2 separate regions of the Homo sapiens genome follow, and region 1 is linked to region 2. The links are chromatin loops, found by intact Hi-C in ENCODE. Cell type or tissue: ascending aorta. All regions are shown on one strand. Links, peaks and the distances in the headings refer to the core of each region. The heading gives the core; the rest is flanking DNA.

Region 1 (2,915 bases), core at 176-2,675, 81 kb before region 2:
TTAATAAGCTATCAAATTCAAAACATATTTAAAAACATAACTTGGTTTCAAGATTTCTAGTACTTTTAAGAATTCCAACACTTTCCTTCAGACATCCAACCATCCTAACATTAGAGAACGATGAAAAACACTTTTTAGGGACATAAACATAATTTAGCATGCCCATGGTAACTCAATCAAACATTATTTTCAACAGTTAATTTCCTCTGTGATTCGGACGCAGCTCTAGAAGTTGCTACATGAGCCGAAGAGTGCATTTAGGCATTGACACAACGTTGAGATGCCTTTGAGGTTCAGGCAGCCTCAACTCAGAAGGAAGCGTTCTCACTGCCTAGTGCAGGAGTTCACAAACGTGGCTGCATATTAGGATCACATGGGAAGCCTTTGGAAACCCCAATGCCATGCCACACCCCTGGTGAATTAAATCACAAGGTCTGGGGTGGGGAGCCAGGCAGAAACACCTTTAAAGATCCCCAGCTGATTCCAAGGTGATTCCAACGTATGGCACAGCAGGATCCACTGACCTAGAGAATGATCACAATGATTTCTGATTTTAGCTTCAACAGTCTTCCGCTTCCTGCCTCTCATTATTGTACCCTCTCACTCACTGTGTCCTCGTTATTATGCAAGCATCAATAATGGCACAAAATGAAATCACTGTCTACCACAATGGAGGCCTCTGTCTTTTGAACAAAAGGACATTTTGGTGATATCAGATGCTAAAAGCTCCTCACTGAAACATCAAGCTAATTCACACCACAACCCAAAAGCCAACAGTCCCATGAAGGAACATCTACATAATATGGTGATAATTAGTGTTCACTAAAATATTTCATCACTGAACTCAAACAATCAGATTATTCCACTTCCTTTTATCTGCCACAGGGAGAACAATACATAAGGATTCAAATAATTTTACCAGGAGCCCCAATAACATGTACAATGGAAAGAGCTCTGGCATAAATCCACTTAAAATTATTTTTTAAAGTAGGAATTCTGGTTTCACCTTCTAATTTCCCAGCATTCTTGTAGCCTTTTAGTGCCATGACAGGTTTGAATTTTTTAAATAGATAAATACACCCTTTGTGTACAGCTCTGTTTTAACATTTATCACAGTATCTGTTCAACTGTTGCGCTGTAGCTCTTATTTTTGCAGTAGATTATGAGTGCCTTGAGGAGAGGGACCTTGTCTTCCTAGCTTCTGTATCACCAGTGTCTAGCACAGAACAGATCGTCAGTAATGAATTCATGGTATAATGGAATCCAATCAGTGGAATAAGTAAAAGAAATAAATACAGTAAGAAAAACAACCATGGTCTCAATTTACATAAGACTTAATTTATACATAGAATAAACTAATTTCATTTTGATATTTTTTCCTTTACACTTCTGCAACGAAAATATTCAGTAACACTTCAAAATACTTTTCTCCCAAAATTTCAAATAAGCGAATTCAGAACAGAAAGGAGCTTCTAATTTTCATTCTAGTTTCAGCATTTTCACAACATTCAAGCCTCCCCATGGGAATCTAGCTGAAGCTTCTGTCCACAATGTATGCCTGCTCTAAGTGCGTTAAAGAGCTAAGCAGATTTCTACTTCCCAAGTAAATATGACCTTAGGAAACAGGGAGGGTGAACAAGAGAGCTACACTGAGATTTTCTGCACAAAGTAAACACATAAAGATAAAATTGTATTCATTTTCTTAGTATGTACAGCTTTGCCTTTTTTATTTGCATTTTTAATAGGTTTTTTTTTTTTAAGTAACAAAATTTCATCCCAACTATGGTATGCTCATTGCTAGGAGATAAGTTATCTTTTTCATAAGCTATACAAAGTACATTGTAATAAGTGCATTTAACTCCTGTCTAGGACTTGGATAGGTGGAAGATGTACCAGGCTGCTAACTGTCTTCACTGATGCATCTCACTGCACACCAAACACTCTGCATGGCCAACACAGTGATTTCATGTTTTAAATTTGAAAACAAGGTTGATCTCATGGACCTGAAAGAAAAGTATATGTCAAAATAATCTGAAAGAAAAACATCTATTGAATGAGTTAAAGAAAAAGAACAAAGTTTTACCATGAGGGGGTATTTAAAGTAGTCACTGTCGAGGGAGCACTCTTTGGCAGCAAGAGCCAGGCCTTGTAAAATGGGGATAAATATCTATAAGAAAAAAAACAAAATCAGAAATATAAGTTTAAGAGAATCTAAGAGTGGGAAGTATGTCAAATAAGGTGCTAGAACTGAATGTCCAAATTTCATTCCTTCCCCAGGGAAAAGCTTTTTTGCATATAAAAGTCTAGAATTCAGCCAGAGTGTTGACCTGTTCTTTGACAAGTCTAACCATAAAGTAATACAGCTGAATTCTCCAGAAGTAAGAGGAGTTTGGTGAACTCTAATACTCTGACAGGACCCCCAGTAATTCAACAAAACCCAGTAATTCAACAAAACCCATACATTTGGAGCCTGTTGAAGAACTCTCCAGGAGTCGTTGCTCTACTCAATTAAATTCTGCACATCTCAGCAACTAATATGTTCTTGATTACCAAGCATCTATAACCTGTTAAAAAATTCAATTAAATGTTCCAATATTTCCTCCTTTCTATCTATCTATCTATCTATCTATCTATCTATCTATCTATCTATCTATCTATATTGAGACGGAGTCTCGCTCTGTCACCCAGACTGGAGTGCAATGGCACAGTCTTGGCTCACTGCAACCTGTGCCTCTGGGGTTCAAGTGATTCTCCTGCCTCAGCCTCCCGAGCCAGCTGGGATTACAGGCATGTGCCACCACACCTGGCTAATTTTTGTATTTTTAGTAGAGACGGGGTTTCACTTTGTTGGCCACGCTGGTTTCGAACTCCTGACCTCGTGATCCACCCGCCTCAGCCTCCCAAAGTGCTGGGAT
Region 2 (2,915 bases), core at 231-2,730:
CTAAGGCAGAAGGATCACTTGAACCCAGGAGTTAGAGGCTGCACTGTACTCTAGCCTGGGTGACAAAAAATACCTTGTCTCTAAAAAAGTAAAATAAATAAAATGCATTCAACCATGTTTGCATTTGAGTGTGGCCAGGAGACTAAGCTCTAGCCAAGGAGATGTAAGTAATGACATATGGGCCAAGGGCGGTGGCTCAAGCCTGTAATCCCAGCACTCTGGGAGGCCGAGGCGGGTGGGTCATGAGGTCAGGAGATCGAGACCATCCTAGCTAACGTGGTGAAACCCCATCTCTACTAAAAATAGAAAAAATTAGCCAGGTGTGGTGGCGGGCACCTGCAGTCCCAGCTACTCGGGAGGCTGAGGCAGGAGAATGGCGTGAACCTGGGAGGCGGAGCTTGCGGTGAGCCGAGATCACGCCACTACACTCCAGCCTGGGCAAAGAGTGAGACTCCATCTCAAAAAAAAAAAAAAAAAAAAAAAGATATATGAAGCTTTCTGGCCATGCTCTTATGGGATAGAACATGCCCTCTCCTCCCACTTGAGTCCCTTCCTAAGGACTGGGATGCAGATTTCCTCAAAGAAGCTGGAGCAGCCCTCCTGGCCTATAAGCTAGAGGATGACAGTGCACAAAACAGCATGAGTCTGGCCCCCTAGCAGGCATGGAGTTACTAAGCCAGCTCTCAGCCACCTACCCAGATTTTCACTTGAAATAGAAAAAAATCAACATCTTGTTCAAGCCATTATTATTTCCGACCTCTGCCACAGCAGTCAAATCAATATCCTAACTAATACACAGAATCTGGAAGCTGGAAGTAATCAACCTTAACAATACAAATATGCAGCATTGGCTTAGGGGTCAGCATGGGCACAGATACTGTAGGATGGAAGAATGGCAACCCTCAGAGATCACAATAAAACATTTGGCAAAACCCGTGATATCTTAGAAAACAGCCTGCATGCCAACATGGCCTGTAATTCTAGGGGAACTGGTCGAACAATACAAAATTTGGTGCTTACTGGCTAAGAAGTCCTGCAAACATGAAGCAGACTCAAGCCAAAGCTTGCCAATTCGCATGCAAAGATGAAAGGGAATACAGTCTGCCTGAGGAATGTCCGCGGTCTACAATCAAAGTTTTCAGAGTCTGGTAATTTGGGGCTAAGTAGGGTTGAAAAAGCCTACTCCTTCAATATCCACAAGAAGCAAGCTGGAGAAACTGTTTAGCCCTACAAAAAGGATAGCCTCCAATGTCCACTTCAGATCTGACCCCAGAGGAAAAGAAACACAGAAAAACTCTCCAGAAAATAAAGTCAGAGGCTACAGAGGGCCAGGCACAAGGGAGCTCCTTCAAGAGACCAGAATCAAGGTTGCCAGAAAGGCGAGGTCAGAACCTCACAGTACTGCCAGGGGAGGAAGCGCTCACAGCTCAGCCTGGCAGGAGCTGACAATGGCTATGGACCAGCGCAGAGTATTACTCCCCATTCTTCCCTTTTCCAAACAGGACTTTCTACTTCCATTATCCTAACCTCTCCACCACTGTATGGGGGACAGCAGAGCCCCTGATAACTTTGTTTTAAACTAAAGATTCCTGGAATGTACATCACCCAGGGATTCTGGACTCTGAAGTTGATCCGGGGTTGTCTCCCTCGGGAGAAGGGTTTGGAAAGAAAGGCATAGACTGCTCTCCCTTTCTGATGTGAGAGAACGTATAGCTGAACACATGGCTGCCCAAGAAAAACTATTTCTCAGCCTTCCCAGCAAGTAGCTGTGGCCATGTGACTTGGGTTCCAGCCAGTGAGAGGTAAACAGGAGTGATCTGTGCAACTTTCAAGCTGTGCCATGAAGAGGCACATGACCTCCCCTCCCCTCTCTGGCCAGAATGCAGACATACAAGGGCCAAAAGATGGAAGCCATATGGTAGGAAAGTAGGTACAAGACAGAAGGCACCTGGGCTCCTAATGAGCGCAGAGCTGCCATACCAGCCCCGGCCTCCTACCCAGACTTCTATTTAGAGAGAAATAAACATCTATCTGGCTTAAGCAGCTGCCACTTCATGTCTCTCTGTTACAACAATCAACTCGATGATAACCTAACTCATCCCTGCACCTTGGACTCCACTCTTTCATACTCCACATGCAACTCACTACCCAATCCTATTGGCTCTACCCACAAAATGTATCTGACCATCTAGTGTTTGACCCTTTCTCCCCCTCTCAACCACTAACCCCAGTTGGTGGCCCCCACATCATCTCTCCCTGGGACTCCTTCGATGGCCGCCTTTCTCTCTGCTTTTGCTCTTTCCTCCTTATCTATTCTCTTCACAGCAGCCAGAATGCCCAGGAGGGCAGAGATTTCTGTTTTGTCCACAGGTGTACCCTCATGGTCTAGAACAATGCTGGACATAGACCATATTTCATCAAATATGTCAGACTGTAGACTGTACCATTATTTTTCACCACCAAGAGAAACAAAATATGGCACATTAAACCACAACAAAATGCCTGAACAACAGACAAGGACAGAGTTGTCATCAGTTACACCAGGCTCTCATAGCCCTGAAATTTCTTTCTGAGGAATGTGGAGTGTCTCTGACCTAAGGTTGCATTGCCTGAGTGTGAAATGCAATCCTCCTAACTGTATGTTCAGTTACAAAATGTGACATGGCTTCACACACTTATGGATTTCGGCCTCTCTGAAGCTCCCTAATGCGGGGGTCCCCAACCCCTGGGCCACAGACCAGTACCAAGCAAGCACGCGAGTGAGGGAGTGAAGCTCCATCTGTATTTGCAGCCACTCCCCATCACTCGCATTACTACCTGAGCTCCGCCTCCTGCAAGATCAGCAGTGGCATTAGATTCGAATGGGAGCATGAACCCTACATTGAGTTCTGCACGCGAGGGATCTACATTGCACC

What was found. A loop is a pair of places that touch in the nucleus more often than their neighbours do. Peaks named below come from ENCODE experiments on the same cell type or tissue, not always from the same donor. Only the 100,000 strongest peaks of a DNase experiment are listed, where the experiment ranks them.
Region 1: a loop joins it to region 2, with 1.8 times the contacts of the local background. A loop is called at or near these places in 7 of 110 quality-filtered maps.

Annotation. Positions count from the first base shown.
Region 1 is chr1:10,126,046-10,128,960 of GRCh38, reverse strand. UBE4B (ubiquitination factor E4B) reads right to left here. Exons shown (of 28, transcript NM_001105562.3): 11 at 2,084-2,167. Among named protein-coding and RNA genes, the nearest start is that of KIF1B, 83 kb to the left of the region's middle. In ascending aorta, for the core only: no CTCF peak of the experiment used is centred there; no DNase peak of the experiment used is centred there; H3K27ac peaks cover 732 bases.
Region 2 is chr1:10,045,057-10,047,971 of GRCh38, reverse strand. All of the region lies in intron 1 of UBE4B (ubiquitination factor E4B), which reads right to left. Among named protein-coding and RNA genes, the nearest start is that of UBE4B, 14 kb to the right of the region's middle. In ascending aorta, for the core only: no CTCF peak of the experiment used is centred there; a DNase peak (open chromatin) is centred at 1,401; H3K4me3 peaks cover 391 bases; H3K27ac peaks cover 2,419 bases.